Linked DNA regions of Homo sapiens: region 2 is linked to region 1. A link is an interaction called in ENCODE POLR2A ChIA-PET data of the cell type or tissue named here. Cell type or tissue: CD4-positive, alpha-beta T cell. All regions are shown on one strand. Links, peaks and the distances in the headings refer to the core of each region. The heading gives the core; the rest is flanking DNA. Region 1 holds the start of LOC124902456 (a long non-coding RNA gene). Region 2 overlaps KAT6B (lysine acetyltransferase 6B).

The links. ChIA-PET counts read pairs that join two places held together with the same protein. Peaks named below come from ENCODE experiments on the same cell type or tissue, not always from the same donor. Only the 100,000 strongest peaks of a DNase experiment are listed, where the experiment ranks them.
Region 2: POLR2A ChIA-PET joins it to region 1 with 5 read pairs; 2 of 35 experiments call an interaction of 5 or more read pairs at or near these places.

Annotation. Positions count from the first base shown.
Region 1 is chr10:74,222,079-74,232,470 of GRCh38, forward strand. It overlaps ADK (adenosine kinase), which reads left to right. Exons shown (of 11, transcript NM_006721.4): 3 at 2,460-2,513. LOC124902456 (a long non-coding RNA gene) reads left to right here and starts at 7,988. Exons shown (of 2, transcript XR_007062198.1): 1 at 7,988-10,392. RefSeq lists an enhancer at 5,859-5,908. In CD4-positive, alpha-beta T cell, for the core only: no CTCF peak of the experiment used is centred there; DNase peaks (open chromatin) are centred at 5,813 and 6,133; H3K27ac peaks cover 1,301 bases.
Region 2 is chr10:75,031,082-75,041,473 of GRCh38, forward strand. It overlaps KAT6B (lysine acetyltransferase 6B), which reads left to right. Exons shown (of 18, transcript NM_012330.4): 18 at 1-1,543. DUSP29 (dual specificity phosphatase 29) reads right to left here. Exons shown (of 4, transcript NM_001003892.3): 4 at 6,391-6,996. The coding sequence ends at 6,755. Among named protein-coding and RNA genes, the nearest start is that of SNORD172, 15 kb to the left of the region's middle. RefSeq lists enhancers at 2,164-2,213, 5,079-5,238. In CD4-positive, alpha-beta T cell, for the core only: no CTCF peak of the experiment used is centred there; no DNase peak of the experiment used is centred there.

The DNA of each region.
Region 1 (10,392 bases), core at 4,132-8,131:
ACAAAATGGGAGAAAATTTTTGCAACCTACTCATCTGACAAAGGGCTAATATCCAGAATCTACAATGAACTCAAACAAATTTACAAGAAAAAACAAACAACCCCATCAAAAAGTGGGTGAAGGACATGAACAGACACTTCTCAAAAGAAGACATTTATGCAGCCAAGAAACACATGAAAAAATGCTCACCATCACTGGCCATCAGAGAAATGCAAATCAAAACCACAGTGAGATATCATCTCACACCAGTTAGAATGGCAATCATTAAAAAGTCAGGAAACAACAGGTGCTGGAGAGGATGTGGAGAAATAGGAACACTTTTACACTGTTGGTGGGACTGTAAACTAGTTCAACCATTGTGGAAGTCAGTGTGGCGATTCCTCAGGGATCTAGAACTAGAAATACCATTTGACCCAGCCATCCCATTACTGGGTGTATACCCAAAGGACTATAAATCATGCTGCTATAAAGACACATGCACACGTTTGTTTATTGCGGCGCTATTAACAATAGCAAAGACTTGGAACCAACCCAAATGTCCAACAATGATAGACTGGATTAAGAAAATGTGGCACATATACACTATGGAATACTATGCAGCCATAAAAAATGATGAGTTTATGTCCTTTTTAGGGACATGGATGAAATTGGAAATCATCATTCTCAGTAAACTATCACAAGAACAAAAAACCAAACACCGCATATTCTCACTCATAGGTGGGAATTGAACAATGAGAACACATGGACACAGGAAGGGGAACATCACACTCTGGGGACTGTTGTGGGGTGGGGGGAGGGGGGAGCGATAGCATTGGGAGATATACCTAATGCTAGATGACGAGTTAGTGGGTGCAGCACACCAGCATGTCACATGCATACATATGCAACTAACCTGCACAATGTGCACATGTACCCTAAAACTTAAAGTATAATAATAAAAAAATAAAAATAAATAAAAAGTGAATTTTAGGCCATTTTCTGTTACTTAGAATACCTGAAACTGGGTATTTTATAAGAAAAGGAATTTATTTCTTACAGTTATGGAGGTTGAGAAGTCCAAGGTCAAAGGGCTGCACTTGGTGAGAACCTTCTTGCTGATAGTGACTCTACAGATTCCTGAGGTGGTGCAGGGTATCACATGGCAAGGGGCCTGAACCTGCTAATGGTAGCTCAGGTCTCTTCTCTTCTTTTAAAGCCACCAGCTCCCCTCCCATGATAACCCATTAATCCATGAATGGATTAATCCATTTATGAAGGTGGAGCTCTCATGATCCAATTACTTCTTAAAGGCCCCAGCTCTCAATATTGCCCCGTTGGGGATTAAATTTCAACATGAGATTTGAGGGGGGTCAAATATTCAAACCATAGCAGTGGGTTTAAAGGTACTTGTGAAAGAGGAGACCAGAGAGGAAAATCAACATGACCTTTCAAATGGACCTATGATCCATTTTCAGGCAGATTAATTTTAAATTTTATGAAAGGGTTGAGTATGAATGAGAATTGAAGACCTGGGAATTGTTGTCCATTGTTGTTTATCTATTTCTGTGTACCCTTCAGAAAGTCTGTTTACCTTCAGCAGTACAAATATATGGTACTGTGAAAGATCCCTGATCTAGTATTTATAGCAACCTGTATTTTATGACCAGAGAAACTGAGACTTAAAGATGTAGAGTACTTGCCTATGGTCACTTAGCTAGTAAATGGTCAATCAAAAACTCCAAAACTTGAGGCCGGGTACGGTGACTCATGCCAGTAATCCCAGCAATTTGGGAGGCTGAGGTGGTTGGATCACTTGTGGTCAGGAGTTCCAGAGCAGCCTGGCCAACATGTTAAAACCCCTTCTCTACTAAAAATACAAAAATTAGCCAGGCATGGTGGTGCGTGCCTGTAATCCCAGCTTCTGGGGAGGCTGAGACAGGAGAATCGCTTGAACAGGTTGCACTGAGTCAAGATCGTGCCACTGCACTCCAGCCTTGGTGACAGAGTGAGACTCTATCTCAACAAATAAACAAACAAACAAAAAACACACAAACCCTCCAAAGCTTTTCTTTCCCTCCTGTGTCATGCTACTTAGTACATAGCCTGGTTCACAGTATATGATTACTATATATTTAATGAATGATTTACATATTATTTGTGAAGTCCAAAATACTTAACGTTGTAGTTGTTCCATCAGTTTTGAACTGCTGAATAAGTGTGACATTACAGATGATTCACTACAGAAGAATATTGAAGATCTTCAAAGCATTGTTAAGGTGATCTCCTTTCAGTTCCTGGAGTGGTGTTCCTGGAAATGACTAATAGAACAGCAAAAAACCGTCTACTTGGGCATTCTTGGTGTTTTATCAATTAAGTCAGAGACCTATAACAGTGTTGGAGTGCTTGTTTTGAAGAGGTCAGCTAACTTACGTTGACACTGTGTGTGTATGAAGAGTGTAATTTTCGTTTCTGTTATACAGGTATTCTCTGAAACCAAATGACCAAATCTTGGCTGAAGACAAACACAAGGAACTGTAAGTGCATTAAACCATTGGTTGTAAATAGTTTACTCTGTCTATGAACTTGATATATGTATATGTAAATTATCTGATTTTCAAAATTATATAATGACAAAGTATAATTAACACTATGACCTTAATCCTAACAATTATGATAACCTACACTATATAATTTACACTACATAAAGTTTACACAGGACATAATTTCTCCTGTATTCACATTAAAAGATGTAGTGTTGTATTCCATCATCTAGACTAAAGTCTTACTGGGAAATATGTCATGCTATTTTCTCTTTCCAGATAAAATATTAAATTGTTCCTATTTTCTTTCTGACTGCTCTACCAGAAAAAAGTAAAAAATAAAAATAAATTGTCACTCTTAATTTTTGGGTCTTACTCCGGTGGATCACCCACCTTCATGGTAATGATAGACAAATATAATTTTGTTTCTGTCACTGGTTTATGCAAAAGTAAATGTCAATTGTTTGGTACAAGGTAAAACACTTTATTTTATTTTTATTTTTTTGAAACAGAGTCTTGTTCTGCTGCCCAGGCTGGAGGCGCAATCTCGGCTCATTGCAACCTCTCATTCCTGGGTTCAAGCAATTCCCCTGCCTTAGCCTCCCAGGTAGCTGGGATTACAGGTGCCCGCCACCATGCCTGGCTAAATTTTGTATTTTAAGTAGAGATGGGGTTTTGCCATGTTGGCCAGGCTGGTCTCAGACTCCTGACCTCAGGTGATCTGCCTGCCTTGGCCTCCCAAAGTGCTGGGATTACAGGTGTGAGCCACTATGCCTGGCTGAAGACATTTTATTTTCACATCTAACTCAGGTCGCTCTTGGTTTAGTTTAATGTAACCTTCACTTGTACTCATTTATAGGGACAGTAATTTTTTTTCGTAGAGGACTTCAAGACTATTATTTTCTTCTTGAGATTAAGTAATAATTTTTTTCCAAGTACTTTTAAACTGCTTTTTAAAAACTGTCTTGAACCTTTTGTAAATTATTTTCTTCTCTCCTATTTAAGGTAACATAAATTGTTAATTATAAAATGGCAGGACCAATGTTCAGGGAAAGGATTTTCTTATGCGTTCTTACCGTTTACACATTCCACTATTATGCTAACCTTTCATCAGTATTTTTATATTTGGCCTATCCTTATTTGAGTATAATCTCCATAGTGGGTTCTCAAATATATATATTGTCAAGAAATTTTTTTGCTCTTTCTTTATTTCCTAGTATAGTCAGTGAGGGCCGGTGATTGTTACTGTAGCATTGGTTGGTTATTATTTATAGGTCTGGTAACAGAGCTTCTTTTGCTTTGGGAATTAAGTAGTTGGTGAGCCTTAAAAGTTCCTTTAGTCCTTAGACTATGACCAATATTAAAAATACCAGAAATCTGCTTTTAAAGAATATGTTATTTAATATGTAACCCATTTTAATGTTTTAATTCATTTGAAAGTTTTTTTAACTGTCCAAGATATAATTCATCTCTATGGGTATAACTTGGCGAACTGATACTTTTTTCTTACCTTTTTTTTTGTTTTTTTGAGACAGACTCTTGCTCCGTCACCTAGGCTGGAGTGTGGTGGCATGATCTTGGCTCACTGCAACCTCTGCTTCCTGGGTTCAAGCGATTCTCCTGCCTCAGCGTCCTGAGTAGCAGGGATTACAGGCACCCGCCACCATGCCCAGCTAATTTTTATATTTTAGTAGAGATGGGGTTTCGCCATGTTGGCCAGGCTGGTCTTGAATTCCTGACCTCAAGCGATCCACCCACCTCAGCCTCCCAAAGTGCTGGGATTATCACAGGCTTGAGCCACCGTGCCCAGCCCCTACATTTTATTACGAAAAGTTTTAAACATATGTTATGTGTTCACCCATATATTTACCACCAAGGTTTTATCATTAACATATTACTGCACTTGTTTTATCTATTTATTCTTCTGTTCGTGCATTACTTCATCTGTTTTTTGGATGCATTTCGAAGTAAATTGTAGACATCAATATGCTTCTCTCTAAATATTTCAACACATATACCATTAACTAGAGTTTTATATTTCAAAGTTTTTTTTTTTTAGTTTCACCTGTTCTAAAATTTCTTATAAACTGAGTCATATATATGTCCTATTTTGTATAAGGCTTCTGTCACTCCCTGTGTTTTTGAAATTCATCAGTGTTGTTGCATATATCAGTTAATTCCTTTTCATTTTTGCAGATTAACATTCTGTTGTTTATTTGTTCTATTATTGCTAAGTATTGCCACTTGTTTGATTTGTCATTATTGATGGTCTTGATATTTTTGGCTGCTGGCTCTCTTCCTTGTAGTTTTTGACCTACATACCAAAGAAAACTTTCAGTTGAATATGGCACCATAAAAGCAGAGTATTAATTTTAAAAAATTAAAACAGTTATTGAATTAATGAATTTCATGAATTATGAAAGCTGTTTATAAATAATCTCATTTGTGTCTTTGCAACTCAAATAGCCAAAATCTTGGTAGGGTGGTGGTCATGGAAGTCAGAGTCTGCTAAGGAGTGTATAACAACTCACCTGCTGTATTAAAAACAAAAAAATCTTTTTGTGTTCAAGACTAAGCTTTAAACAATATAAGAGATATGGATATAAAACAAAATTTTATCTAATCAGTAATTCCATGCTTTATTCTCATAAAACATTATTACAACTTCTTAATTTCAGTCTGTTAAAGCTTGATTAATTATAAAATTGTAAAAATGTGTTGGCACCATCACATTGACCTGCTCTTTGAAAATTAACCCTAATTCTATAAGAGTACCAATAAGAGAGTACAGTGATAGCTCTAATTATCTTGATATTAATAAATAAAGAGTGGCCTGGCATGGTGGTTCACATGTGTAATCCCAACACTTTGAGAGGCTGAGGTGGAAGGATTGCTTGAGGCCAGCAGTACAAGACCAGCCTGGGAAACATAGTGAGACCCCATCTCTACGAAAAACTTAAAAAAGGCCGGGCACGGTGGCTCACGCCTGTAATCCCAGCACTTTGGGAGGCCGAGGTGGGTGGATCACCTGAGGTCAGGAGTTCAAGACCAGCCTGGCCAAGATGGTGAAACCCTGTCTCTACTAAAAATACAAAAATTAGCCAGGCATGGTTGTGGGTGCCTGTAATCCCAGCTACTCAGGAGGCTGAGGCAGGAGAATTGCTTGAATCTGGGAGGAAAAGTTGCAGTGAGCCAAGATCACGCTACTGCACTCCAGCCTGGGTGACAGGGCGAGACTCTGTCTCAAAAAAAAGAAAAAAAAATTAGCCTGATGAGGTGGTGTGTGCCTGCAGTCCCAGCTGCTCAGGAAGCTGAGGCAGGTAGATCTCTTGGGCCTAGGAGATCAAGGCTGCAGTGAACCATGATCATTCCACTGAGCTCTGGACTGGACAGCAGAGTGAGACCTTGCCTTTAAAAAAATAAAAAAAGAATACCAATAAGAGAGTACAATGATAGTTCTAATTATCTTGATATTAATGAATATTAAGTATGTTTTCATTAAAACATTTTTAGTTCCTGAAATTTTGTGATTCAGATTTCATATACACTTAGTCACTGATGCTTCACGAGTATACTTGTTTCTCTGTCTGAGGAAGATTGGCATGGGAAAACAGGGAAATATTGGTCAGCAGTGACACTTGTTTTTCTAAGCAAAGTGGTTTTTCTCAACTTCCTGTTTTTCATTATTCTACATACTGAAGACCTTGGGGGATGATTTTAAGTAGAGAAAGCTGAGCAATTCAAGTTGTGATGTGATTTATCTAAAACTATAGGATTTATAGTTTGTTCTATACATGATCCAGTAATCAACTGGTTTCATTAGCTTTCTAGTTTTTTTCAGTTTTAGTTTTGTAAATGGAATAATTTAAAATAAATTAGGAAAACATCACTATTTTACTAAGTATTTTTTCACCTACTTTCCATTGTGCTAGGCATTAAAGAAAAGATAGTGTGCAGCTTTTTATATGTCAATTATACTTCAATAAAGCGGTTTAAGAAAAAGTAAAAGATACTGATTTTATTTATAAATGGAATCTTACTCTCCAATAGTGGCTTTTCAAAATCTTTGGACACATCTGCAGTTATTGAAAATAGAACCATTTTGTTTCCATGAATATCTATTTTATGAATATATAAATTTTGTATTACCTTGGATTATGAGATCTGATCATATAGATTTAGGTAAGGAAAGTTAAAAGTTGTCTGGAGTTAGGGGTGAATTCCAAATGCAAATATAAATAAATTCAGAAGTATCCATACTACTTAACACAGAGTAACCTGGTATCTGAAGATTTTTTTTTTGTTTGCTATAAGGCAAGGGGAAAATCTCTTTAAAAGGGATTCACATTTATTTACTTGGCTTTTTAAGATAGCTACCAAGGTAAACAGTGAACTTTTGTAAGCAGTGTATACTGTTCTAAATATGAAGTGTATTTTCCCTTCTGATAGTGAATGAATTCCATTATGATTTTTTAATGTCAAAAATTAAATTATTTTGTCAGAATAACCCCTTAAATTTTTAAATGTTGTCTTATAAAAGTTAATTATATTGTGATATTTAAATGCTTGCCAATTTACGATTATGATGAGATGGAAGAAAATAAATAAATTATGCAATAGGCATGAACCTTCAAGGGTATTAGGACGTGCTCAGGATATGATCTTTGGTGCAGTGTAAAAATGTAATTTCTTAGTGAATAGGTCAATTTCCAAACCAGCAGGAAAGTTATAAGTATTTAAATGGAATGTGTAGGGATATGTCAGGGAAGTTAGAGACAATAACATCTGGTATGCTTTTTTTTTTTTTTTTTTTTTGGTGAGATGGAGTCTCGCTCTGTCGCCCAGGCTGGAGTGCAGTGGCGTGATCTCGGCTCACTGCAAGCTCCGCCTCCTGGGTTCACGCCATTCTCCTGCCTCAGCCTCCAGAGTAGCTGGGACTACAGGCGCCCACCACCACGCCCGGCTAATTTTTTGTATTCCTAGTAGAGAAAGGGTTTTGCCGTGTTAGCCAGGATGGTCTTGATCTCCTGACCTCGTGATCTGCCCGTCTTGGCCTCCCAAAGTGCTGGGATTACGGGCGTGAGCCACCGCGCCCGGTCTGGTATGCTCTTAAATTAATTGTTAATGCTGTGACTTAGCAGTTCTTTGAAATCATCAAGATCATAGACTGGGCTTGTGCCTATAATCCCAGCACTTTGGGAGGCTGAGGCAGGAGGATTGCTTGAGTCTACGAGTTGGAGACCAGCCTGGACAATATAGTGAGACTCTTGTCTCTACAAAAAGTTAACAAAAGTAGCCGGATGTGGTGGTGCCTGCCTGTAGTCCCAGCTACTTGGGAGACTGAGGTGGGAGGATTGCTTGAGACCAGGAGGTCCAGGCTGCAGTGAGCTATGATCCGTGCCACTGTGCTCCAGCCTGGGTGACAGAATGAGACCCTGTTAAAAGAATCTTTTTTTTTTTTTTTTTTGGTAAGAATGAGCTAAGAACTGGATATCTGTAAAGCTAATAGAAAAAAATCCTGTGAAGCAAAAAGTCAAAATTGAAATAAGCTAGGACCGACAGCAAGGTTAAATGCTTATTTTTTTTTAGTGTTCATAAATAAGGTACAGTTTTAAAAATATCATAAACATTTTTATGATCCTATTCTCAGGGCCCGGTTTTTTTTGTATCTTTAAAATTATAGTATTTTGATTCTAGAAATGAACCCTTGAACCAATATCCGTATTTTATCATGAATAAGGTGAGAGTAACATTGATAAAATGACTTGCTATAGTTTACATTGCTACTTAAGGACAGTACTAGACCAGAAACCAAGTCTCCTGAGTCCCATTTAAGTGCTGTTTTTGTCACACCAAGCAGTTCTCTAAGTATATAGTCTTTTTTTTTTTTTTGAAACAGGGTCTCGCTTTGTCACCCAGGCTAGAAAACAGTTGCATGATCATGGCTCACTACAGTCTTGTTTTTAGAGATGAGGTCTCCTTATGTTGCTCAGGTTGGTCTCAAACTCCTGACCTCAAGCAGTCCTCCTGCCTCTGCTCCCAAAGTGTTATGATTACAGGCATGATCTACTGCACCCAGCCAGTAACTTTTTTTTTTTTTTTTGAGACGGAGTCTCACTCTGTTGCCAGGCTGGAGTACAGTGGCGCGATCTTGGCTCACTGCAATCTCCGCCTCCCAGGTTCAAGTGATTCCCCTGCCTCAGCCTCCTGAGTAGCTGGGACTACAGGTGCCTGCCACCACGTCTGGCTAATTTTTATATTTTTAGTAGAGACAGGGTTTCACCATATTGGTCAGGCTGGTCTCAAACTCCTGACCTCAGGTGATCCGCCTGCCTCAGCCTCCCAAAGTGCTGGGATTATAGGCGTGAGCCACCGCGCCTGGCCGCCAGTAATTTTTTTTTTTAAAGGGATTAATATCCATTGCAAGACTTGGTAACGGATCACAGAGAACTCATTAGTTAATTAAATCAGTTTCACAGTATTGTGTTTTGGTTTTGGAAATCACTTCAGACCTATAACCAATATTGAGTGAGTTGAAAAGAATTAATTACTTCCAAATACAAGGCACTTTACATTCTTCTAAGGAGAGGATGCAACACAAAGCTATTTGGTCAGCTTGATACAAAAGCTCTTAGGTGTGCTCATGAAGTAAGTCAAATGTATACATTTTACAACCACATATTAAATAGAATTAGTTTTTTCTTTTTCCTTCCCATTTCTTTGAACAGTCTTATTCAGAATCTTCATCATTAGCAACTTTGTCATCATTGGAGCCCTTTTCTCTAGAACACATCAGCCTCTTTCTATGTATGATATTTTCGCTGGAAATTTTATCCTGAGCTATAAATGCCTCTCATGTAAGAAAAGTTTTTTTTTTGTTTTTTTTTTGAGACAAGATCTAACTCTGTTGCCCAGGTTGGAGTGCAGTGGCGTGATCATGACTCACTGCAGCCTTGACCTTGTGGGCTTAAGCAATCCTCCCATCAGCCTCCTGAGTATCTGGGACTACCACTGTGCACCACCACACCTGGCTAATTTTTGTATTTTTTGTTGAGATGGGGTCTTGCCATGTTGTCCAGGCTGGTCTTGAGCTCCTGGGCTCAAGTGATATGTCTGCCTTGGCCTCCCAAAGGGCTGGGATTACAGGTGTGAGCCACCATGCCTGGCCAAGAAAAGTTTTTTTTAAAGTTTATTTTTGTATGTAGTCATAATACTTGTAAGGTAACCTTTTCACTGTATTGCTTTTTAAACTAAGGTTTAAATAGTTCATTGTAATAAGAGTTACCGTTTGTGCTTATAAGGCTGCATCTCCAGGAGTAAGTACTAAATCTGTGTTAGATTTCTTTGCTGCTTTTTTTTGTTTGTCTTTTTTTTTTTCTTTTACTGATATGGTCAGGTGGTCAGGTTACTTCCGTAAGGATCCAAAACTAGAGTTGATTGAGATCATTTCAGGCTTATACATAATCTACAAATGATTCTCAACCAATTGAGATCTGAGTTCACCTCTTTTGCTGAACTTTTAATTGTGATCTTACTGTAAAATTCTAGGATCTCATAACTTCTATGAAATTTTTATACCTGGATTATAAAACTTCGGAAAGATTTGCTTAAATATTTTGTTGCTTAAAAGAAAATAATTGGCCGAGTGTGGTAGCTCACGCCTGTAGTCCCAGCATTTTGGGAGGCTGAGGCAGGTAGATCAGTTGAGCTCAGGAGTTTGAAACCAGCCTTGGCAACGTGGCGAAACCCTGTCTCTACTAAAAGTATAAAAAAAATTAGCTGGGCATGGTGGCACTCACCTGCAGTCCCAGCTACTCAGGAGGCTGAGGTGAGAGGATTGCTTGAGCCCAGGAAGTTGAGGCTGCAGTGAGCA
Region 2 (10,392 bases), core at 1,577-5,576, 810 kb after region 1:
ACTATTGGATTGATCTGCACAAATACCTTTGAAGAGTACGATTTCAAAACCAGCAATTGGTGTGAATGCAAAAACATTTGTTGGCACCATTTATTTAAAAAAAAAAAAAGCTGTATGCAGCAGAAAGCCTTATACAAGTTGTTTTTCTTTTTTTCCTTTTTCTTTTTTTTGGTACCTTCATTTCTGTTACTTTTATATAAAATTCTCTGCAAAGGAAGGCCTCTCTTTGGACTACAATTTGGAGGCAGCCACTTGTTGTGCCTGCTTCTGTTAAACAATGTGGATATCAAGCCCCCCCAAATTATCTGTTTTAATATTGAACCTAGAGCTTTTTTTTTCCCTTCCCTGTCCACTCCATGTAAATGCCTTTAGCATTTCAGTTATTGTATATTTTGTTTAAGGTGACACTTCAGCATGCCGCTAATGTCTTTGTTAGTGACAGTGCATTTTGTAGTACTGTACAAGTGTTGTGCTAACAGTAAGCCATTTCTTAAGTTTTTTGCCTTGATTAGGGTGCCCTAATTTGAGGGTTTTAAAAAAAACTATATTTTTGTTAATTATAAAACTGTAAAGAGCTATAAAAGCTATTCCCATTTGGTTAGTCAAAAGGGTTTTATTGCTAAATGTTTGGTGTAAAGTTGAGACCCTTTTCCATTTTGGTGACAGATTTCTTTGGGGAAAAAAGGCAGCTTTCTGTTTTATAAATGCAGACTTCTGTTTATTGAATGAAGCATATCTCAGTGTTTATCTGTCAGGTTTTGAAACATTTCATATATGTCCAAATACTTGGCAGGATTTAAAAAAAAATAGTGAATTTGGTGTAAAGTTGCTATTTTATGGAAATGCCTCTAACTTTACATTTTCATTCCATCTGTAGATTTTTCTATCTTTATAAAATATTGGAGTTATTTTTTAAGGAAAAATAGAAAAGTAGCTTGTGAATAGCTCAAACTAAGCTTACAAATCGCATGTAAAAAAGCAAAAAAGTTATTTGTGTCTGTTTATATTGCTTCCTTTTTTGTAGCCTTTGTACCTGTACAGGGTGACAGTAAGGGCCAAGCAGGAGAGGCGTAATCCTTGTATAAAATAGGATCCAGCGACACTCTTGTATTTATCTGTTCTCTTTTTAGTCAGTCACTTCAAAAAAACAAAAAACAAACAAAAAAAAGCTGTACATTTTAACATAAAATAAATTATGATGAGCCATTTTTAGCCTCTTGTGTCCTGTCATATTATGATTGATAGAGAATGACCAATGGAACTGTATCATGTGTCACGCCTCAGAACACATACACATTTTGGGAAAATAAATTATTTAGTGTAAATTGGAGTTATGGGATTTTCTGATTTGTTTTGACTTTGGGGGAGGGGTTGGCAATAAATAAGAGTAATATCTAATAAAACCATCACATATACCAAATACCTATTTAATAAATTAATTTATAATGGATTTTAATGCTTTTCATGAAAGTTTATTTTATGCGAGTGCATACCTTCTGTATGCCAATCATTGTCTTTAAAATAAAGTGAAATTGTTTTTTTCTTTTGGACTTTGATCTTCATTTGCAAAGAGATCCCGCACAAATATCCAGCTGCCTCACTCGCACAGTCTGTAGAAACATCCCTCCAAGCCTCGCACCAGGGTAGCAAACTTCCTTTTTATAAAGATTCATACCAAAAAAAGCACCCAATTTGGGATTGTATGTTTGAAAAATCATTTTCTTTTTAAAAAGTGTGAACGTTTTGCTCTGTTGTGAATGATTAATTGTATGTTTTCTTTAGAGTCTAAAGTTTAGACCCCCTGCCAAAAGTGAATATTCACAAGTATAGCGTTCAGAGAAAGTTCTGAGTGTTGCTTGAATTTGGTTATTTGAGCAACAAGTCTAGAAATGAATGCTTGACCTAGCACCCGTGTGAAACTAGCCCGTTAAGCTCTCCAGGTGTCTGAACACGTGTGCTCGCAACTCCTCTGTTAAGCAGGTCACTACCCTGTGGAGGAAAAAAGTTGCTTTTGCACTGTTGATTCAACACACACACACAAAAATTAGATGTTTTACAAAGCATAGACATAAGCCTTAAAGTGGACCCAAAATCGTGCAAGGGCAGGATAGAGCGTACACACCAGAATAAAAGGCCTTGTGCAGACAGAGGGTGCCCAGTGGAGTTCTGCCTTGTACTCTCACCCTTATCGTTATTTTCTTTCACAGTTACAAAGTGTATTGGGTTTAGTGTCACAATTTTATCTTTTAGTCCCTTCCTTCCTCAACTGCAAAGTCAATGGGGGTAATATATGTAACAGCTGAGGGAGGGCTTTCAAGAAGACACGTCTGAAGGGCCGTCAGCACAAAGGGAAAAGATCCATTTAAGCTGCTGTGCTAATAGGAAAAGAAACCTATCAGCCATCCTCAGAGTAGGAAGTGGTGGTCTATGCCTGCACAAATCGAACACTGCGTCCATTCAGGAGTGGCCAAGGACTGGGCAGCCCAGTGGGCCACACATCGGGCAAGAGGCTGCCCGAGCCCTGGAGGTGGGGTTGGGGCCTGGAAGCAATCTGATCGGGAAGCAGAGCCCCGAACGGGCTCCGACCTGTCACATATTTTGTCTCTTTCCTCTTGGGTTAAGATTCTCTGGGGGCTGAGATTCCCCTCTGTGTTCCCTTTGGCCATGACCTGCTAATCACACCTTGTGGTTTGTGCGATGTCTGAGTTCCCATACCCTGCCAGCCTAACAGCCCTCTAAAGGAGCTTGTGGAAGAGTCCCAATCATTGCCCCAGACCTGCCAAACCCTAATCTTAGAACAGTCCCAGGGACACCTCGGTTGCCCAGGCTCCTTAAGGACTGCAGCATAGCTAGGACTAGGAGCTTCCGTGCTGGCCCCAGTCCCAACATTCCTTGATGGAACAGAAAGGCTTAGCATAGGAAGGAAACTGCTGATCTGAGATGGCCTCAGAACACCCTGCCCTCCACCTCACCCACTCTCACTAGAGAAATCAGTTCACATCTGAATGTGACGCCAAGGATTTGGCGAAACAGGAACTTGGATTCATCAAAGCTGAATTCATTCGATTGAGATTCATTAACAGGCCACATCATTTAAACCCTAACTGTGTTCTATTATTTGTAAGAGTCGTACCAAGTGGTGGTCAGTTGCCAGCCTCACGTTTTAATAGTTGCAAGTGGTGCCTACGCCAGGTGGGAGGGCATCCACCTTCCTCACCAACATTCTATTTTAGAAGTAATGACTCACAATATCGTCACAAAGCTTTCACAAACTCCTCCCACACACCCACCCTGTGCAGGAAATGGGGCCATTCTTTCCAATGTACAGATCAGGATGTTGAGGCTCAGATTAAGCTACATTAATTACCCAAACTCACCCAGCTAAAATGTGTGAGCTGAAACAAACCCAGGTCTTTCCAAATCCCAGCTCTTTTTTTCTAGGACACTGTATTCTGAAAGGCCCTAATTTGTCACCTCTCTGATTTAAAGGCTTGGCTAATGAATACATGTTGCTGTAAAAACTGTTAAGTGCTATATAAATACAGATCCCTTTGTGGCTGCGAGCAAGCCTTGGTCTACAATCAATCTTCGATACTCAAAGTACACGTACTGTTACATTATGAAGCAGCACCTTCCATTTCTCTGTACCCAGGTTTCCATCGTTCCTTCTACCTTCTCCATCCCCTTTCCTGGACCTTCCTCCTCCACCCAGGCTTACCTATAAACATTGATGTTCTGCAACACTCAGGCCGGGAGTGTTCTCTCTGTTTTCTCTCATCATCTCATCTAGTATGATGACTTCAAATTCCACCTCTCTGCAGGTGACACCCGGAATTACATCCCCAGTTGTGAATATTCCTCTGAGCTTTAGATGCCACGTCAAATGACCTGGGACACCTTTTGTACATCTGCATGACAACCGAACTGGTGATTTCCGACCGCTCCTCCGTTCCTGCTCTGGTCCATCCCATCTCAGTGTTAAAGCACTGCCGAGAAACCTCGATCAGTTAGCCCTCATTTCCCTCCCCATCTCGGGAGGTCCCGTCCGTTTTCTGGGTTAATTCCAAAATAATCTTGAATACTAATCCCCTGGTGCTGTCAGTCCAGCCCATTTCCTTTCCTGTCAACAGCCTCCTAACTGCTCTTGCCTCGCTTCTTAACTCCCTACAACCTGTTCTCCATACTTCAGCCAAAGGATCTTTCCAGAGTGATCTTGAAACAGATCATACCATTCCCCGGCTTAAAACCCTTCAGTGAATCTTCTGTGTACCTGGAATAGAATCAAGTCCCTCTGCCCCTCTCCTTCCACTCCCACTCTCAGCCACCAGCTCCAGCCTTACTGATGGGCAGTTCCTCAGCCTCGAATGCTCCGGCACATTTGGAAGGTTTGTGCCTTCAAGTCTAAGAGAGGTCTTCCTTGACCACCCCGCCTAAAGAGGGTTTCTCCCCTTTCCCCACTTTTCTCTGCCTCCATGCCTATTTCCTGCATTGTGCTCTATCACAATGTGCATTTTCATTTTTCCTGTTGGCCCCTAACCCAGGTTTTGGCATGTGGTAGGTTCTCAATAGACACTTGGTGACCAAACAAATATTTCATATCTTATTTCTGAAGACTTGAAACACTTTTGCAAAAACTTCTGTTCCTCCTTTCTCCTGCTTCTGGCTCCCAGGAGTCATGTAGAAGAGACCAGAACCGCAACTTTGCCATTCTCAGCTTCTGTTGCCTTCAGCAGGACCCAGAGTCCCACAAAGAGATGAGAGCATGAGGAAGGTGTGGGGTGCTCAGGAAACACCAACAATGCACCTAGCTACACTCTATCCTCCCTGATGTGAATTCATCTAAATGTAAATATTCATTAAAATAGAAATATTGGCTTCTCTCTGGACATGGAACAGATCAGAGCTAAGCAATAACTGAGTTCAGACCGGGGTAGCAGGATCCTGATGGGGAAGCCTAGGTTGGGGCCACTATGACCCTGGATCCCTTTTGGCCTGCATCTCTTTCCCAAGAGCTGGAATATGGTCCTCTCACACCCAAGTATGAGTCACTAAGCAATTCCATCATCCGTAGTCGTCATACACCCAGTATTGCTCTCTCCCTCACAGCCACATGAGTTGTGACTGATACACCCAATCTCTGTCCAGTTCAGGACTGTCGCGCTTTCAGAGGGAACATGTCCCCCTTCTCTGTCTTAGCACCAGGACATACCAGTTCACTGCACATTTCTATTTCTGTATCATCTCTGCCTTTTTGCTTTGCGACCCCTTTGCAATGTTTCAGGTTTCAAAATGTATTAGAAGACCAGTGCTCTTACCATGAGGGAGTCCCCGGGGAATGCCCCCCCAAGCCCTGTGTGCATGTTAACATGAGGGCCTTGGCTCCTCCTGGGCCAAGGCGACTCTCAGAGCAGACTCAGGGCAGTCCCAGGAAGCCAGGCCTAGCCACAGGGGCACAAAAGCAGGGCATATCCCCAAAGGTCACAGGGTGACTCTCAGGTGGCTTACACTTCTGCTGAGGCCCTGGACTCTCTCCTCCACCCATCAATAACTTCCTCTTTCATTCTGCTGAAAACTACAACCAAACTGAAGAACCGGGCCCCTTTTCGTTTTTTCCTAGAAGGCCTTTATCACATTCTGGTTTCTCCAGGCCATTTCCATGCCTGGTCCTTGACGGCCGGCATCTCCAACAGCAGCAACTCTCTTTGGTTTCTGTCTGGTTTGGGATTCCTGGCCCTGGAAGCTGTCACTACCCGCTTCATGTCTGCTGCCGTTTTCTCCTTCAGAGTGGAAATCACGCAGCCATCGTGCCTGGCTTAGCTCTCAGGGAGGCAAACTCCACACCTGAGCTTACCTGGCTGCCCCATCGTCCCATTCCACAGCAGACAACAATTTGCAAATACTTTCTGCTATGACTGAAAAGCAGCTCGTGTTGCTTTGACTAGAACCCACGTGAAAAGAGCCTCCCTGAGGTCCCCGCTAGAGAGGGTCTCCTCCCTTTTTTTCCCCAAAATTAGAAAGTCAAACTCCTACTTGTCCAAACTCACCACAATTCATTGAATTTTTCTGAGTAGTGGCAGCCCTGGCTAAGAGTCTGAGGAGCCCTGCGTCCCTTGGGAAAGTGGGGGAAGCCTAAAGCAGGGGCCTCTGTACAGAGGTTCAGGACCCCTCCCCACCCTGCTGGAGGAGCACATCTAGAGATGGTGGCGTGAGCCTAGGGGTTCCGCTGAAAAGACAAGCGGCGTGCAAGGGATGCCACAGAAACGCAGGATGCCCGGGAAGGAGCCTCCACAGCTACGCAGGCACTCCCGTGACACTGCTCACCTGGTACGGTTCTGTGGTTGGAAAAGCAATTTCTATTTTAAAATACTTTTTATAAGAAGATGACTTTCCTTTCAGACAAAGCCAAACGTTTAATCACAACATACTGCCTACACATTTTAAAATCTTTTCCCTCTTCCTTCTCACCAAAAAAACAAAACCAAAGCAGGAGACTTGGTGCAGCGTGGCATGCTCCTCTGTGACCCAGAGCCGGGGAGCCCGTCCCTCCCATTTTGCTGAGAGGCTGAGCGCTCAGCTCTGCCCGGGGGCAGCTCTGGGTCCTCCCTGTCCCCAGCACACATGGGGAAGTTGAACAAGATGGTTTGGAAGAGTCGAGCTTCGGTTTCACCATCCCTTCTCTGGAGTCCTAGGCCAGGGCTATGTTCTGCCTCTCCCCTCTGTCCCCAAGTGCCTCTGCTGGCCCTGTGAGTCGGGCCTACAGCTCCCTGCCATCCTCCTCCTCACCGTCCTGGCGCTGGGACCGTCGCCTCTGCTGCACCAGCTGCTTGTCCAGCTCCCGGAGCTGCTTCAAAAAGCCCCGGTTCGGGAGGACGCAGCGGTTCTTGGCCACTTGCTGGATGGCGTCCACCAGGGTCATGTCCTTGTGGATCATCAGGTAGGCCAGGACCAGGGTGGCTGACCGGCTGCGGCCCATGACGCAGTGAACCAGGATCTTACCTGCAGATGGAGCAGGGAGGAGAAAACCCACACTGAGGGGCAGGTGTTGGGGGCACAGGTAGGGCCCACTCCCATCCTGACTGTCACCCTCTCGCCCACAGAAAGTGACTCAGCACTGTGCCCCACAGCTGCCTCTGTAGAACGGGGACACTCTCGGTGTCTTCTTCATAGGGTTGTTGAGAAGGCAAATAACCCTGTAAATAACTCGATTTTAGCACAATTTGTTTGTGCTAATGAATGGCTGCTGAGCTCCTACAGTGTGGCTGGGCTGCCTTTCCCCTGAGCACCATGGCCAGAAAGCAAGCACCCACTTCTTGATTGCTGTTTCGGATCTGGGGGAGGCTGGTCCCAGGTTCTCCCTGGCATGACCGCGCTCCTGGGGTGTGAACGTGTCCAGCTGGATGAATGTCCACCCCTGGCATTCAAATCCCACGGACCTTTCTGGAGGCTGCCGGGCCTCTGGCCAGCCCTGCTGATAACCAAAGCGTTTCTTCCTCTCCCAGAAAACAGGGTAATTCTTTCTGTCATGACTCAGTACTTGAAACAGATGAAAGCTGTAGTTCATTAAGCCTTTTGGGGGCCTGAATTCTGTTAAGTGGCAGAGGGGAGGGGAGAAAGAGTTGGAAGGGAGATGGAGGGGGTGGGAGGAGAGGGGGAGGTGGAGGGAGCAGGAGAGAAAGGGGAAAAGGAGGGACAGAGGACACTAAGCTCTGGTAGGAGTTCCAAGAGCTGAATTTTGTTTCCAAGACTAGGGCATGAGGCCGGGCGCGGTGGCTCACACCTGTAATCCCAGCACTTTGGGAGGCTGAGGTGGGCGGATCACTTGAGGTTGGGAGTTCAAGCTGGGTGAATGCACATGTGTTACTATTGGAGGAGTCAGGCCTATTGAGAAGAATCAAGGTCCAGGCAACACTTTTGTTCCTTCTTGTGGTCAGATTAGCTGAGACCCATCATGCCAGAGCACATCTCTTACCATCACAGGGGCCAGCACTATACCTGTGTTGGGCTTTTATTTCCCAACTTCTGTCAGAGCTCCTAGGGTCCCCCTGGCCAGAGCACACTTGTTGCAGTGGGAGAGATCAGCGCCCCTCTCATGCTTGGAGATACTTTTCTTCATGACTACAGTCAGAGCCCTTGAGGCATGCCTGACCACAGTTCATCTTTAGGAACAGCAGCAGCTAGTGCATACCTATGCTTGCAGGTCCTTATGTTCTCACATACAGTCAGAGCACCTGGAGCCCATGTGGTTAAAGCCTGGCCAACATGGCAAAACTCCATCTCTACACAAAAATTAGCCAGTCGTGGTGGTGCACCTGTAGTCCCGGCTACTCAGGAGGCGGAGGCAGGAGAATTGCTTGAACCCAGGAGTTAGAGGTTGCAGTGAGCTGAGATCGCGCCACTACACTCCAGCCGGGGCGACAGAGCAAGACTGCATCTCAAGAAAAGGAAACCCAAATCCAGAATCTCTACTGCTCCTCAATTGCATGCTTTTAGGAGTGACTGGAAGGTAGGCCTCTGTCACGAAAATCAGACGTAGGCTAAGACTGTTACCCTGCACCACGCTCCGCCCCGCAGCCAGGTGTGCTCCTTGCTAAGCAGACTCCTTCCTTGCTTTCAGGAGATGCTTTCTGCCCATCTCCCATGCACTATCTGGGAACCTGCCTTTCTTAGTAACTTGCAAAGAAATTCTGGTAGAGCCCTTACTTCTTCCCAAGAGGTTCTAGGTGTGTGGAAGTTCTGAGAAACAAGGTGCAAGGTGTATTATGAACTGCCGGGGCTGGAGGGAGATAGGGCAAGAGACCCTTCCAACAGTGAAAATCGGCTGGGCGTGGTGGCTCATGCCTCTAATCCCAGCACTTTGGGAAGCCGAGGTGGGTGGATCACTTGAGGCCAGGAATTGGAGACCAGACTGGCCAACATGGTGAAACCCTGTCTCTACTAAAAAATACAAAAATTCACCAGGTGTGGTGGTGGGCACCTCCCAGCTACCTGGGAGGCTGAAAGAGGAGAATCGCTTGAATCCGGGAGGTGGAGGTTGCAGTGAGTGGAGATCACGCCACTGCACTCCAGCCTGGGTGACAGAGCGAGATTCCGTCTCAAAAAAACAAAAACAAAAACCAAACAGTGAAAATCTGGTCGGTTAAAGCTTATTAGAAGCACCAGAGAATCAACCTCCTGCTTGAAAGCAGGCTTCATTTATTTATTCATACTTCCCTTATCCATAATATATTTTAAGATGCCTTCAGAAGCAGGCCATGGACTGCCAAAAGGAGAGCGTGATACTAAAGTCTGATCTTTAGCGCCTCGTGGCATTTGCCCTGGAGTTTCTTAGAAGACTTCATTAAATTAAAACCACACTAATTCACCTCGGAGGATGCCGAATCGGGGGCAGTTAAAGCAACCCAAGTGGGGTTCCTGTGACAGTATTTTGTGAGTACTTCTTTTTCTGATGAAGAGTGACAAATTCAGTTTTTTCAGATCCTATAACCAGCTGGCATGACTCGCCCTCCATGATATTCGGTGACCTCTTATACAGCAAAGTCACCAGGTGCTCAAAATAAGGGCAGAGGACTCTTCTGTGAGGCCTCGGTGACAGAAGGAATCCCCGCTGGTAGGCAGGTGTCCTGATGGCGCTGCCTCTGATTAGCTCTGTGACCCTGGGCACCTCACTTGTCTTCTCTGGGCCTCTGTTTGCCCAGCTGTCAGGGCAGGACCAGGGACTGGATTATCTCCGAGATATTTTAAGAGTGACTGAGGTTGCCTGGGGAGTTCTTTATAAAGGGTCAAGTCAGGGTAGTGATGGGATGGGAGAGGGCCCCAGGGGCTGATTACAGCCCACGAGTACAGCTCCACAAGGAACGCTTTTCAAAAAGAGTGAAAATGACCGGCTGTGAGAAGCCAGGTAGGGGGAATGGTGTACACTTGGCTGAAACCAGTCAATGAGAACAAAGAACATAGACAAGAGGAAGCAAGGAGTGATGCCTTGCTTTTTGGCCAGACTGTCTATCCACACCACTTACATAGAGAGTGTAAGAAACATACAAGTAGGTCCAGCACTAAAATGCCAAGCAGTGTCCCTTGCCTAGACACAACTGCATGTGGCAGGTGGGCTGAGCACCTGCCGTCCACTGGGTATGAAGTCTGTGGCATTGCTGCTGCTGAGCTAGCGGGCATTTTGTTTGGTTGCTCTGGCCACTCAGGGCACAGGTTACAACCTGATGGCCATTGGGTTGCTTTAGTCTGTCCTTTGCAGCATTTTAAGAAATTTCAATCTGTTGCCAAGACCTAAAAATCGAGTGATTTTATAATCCAGATTGGAGACTTCTGAAAAGTCAGATCTCCCACATTTGCACTGACTCTCACAAGACAAGCATTAGCTGAGGCTGGGTGGCAGGT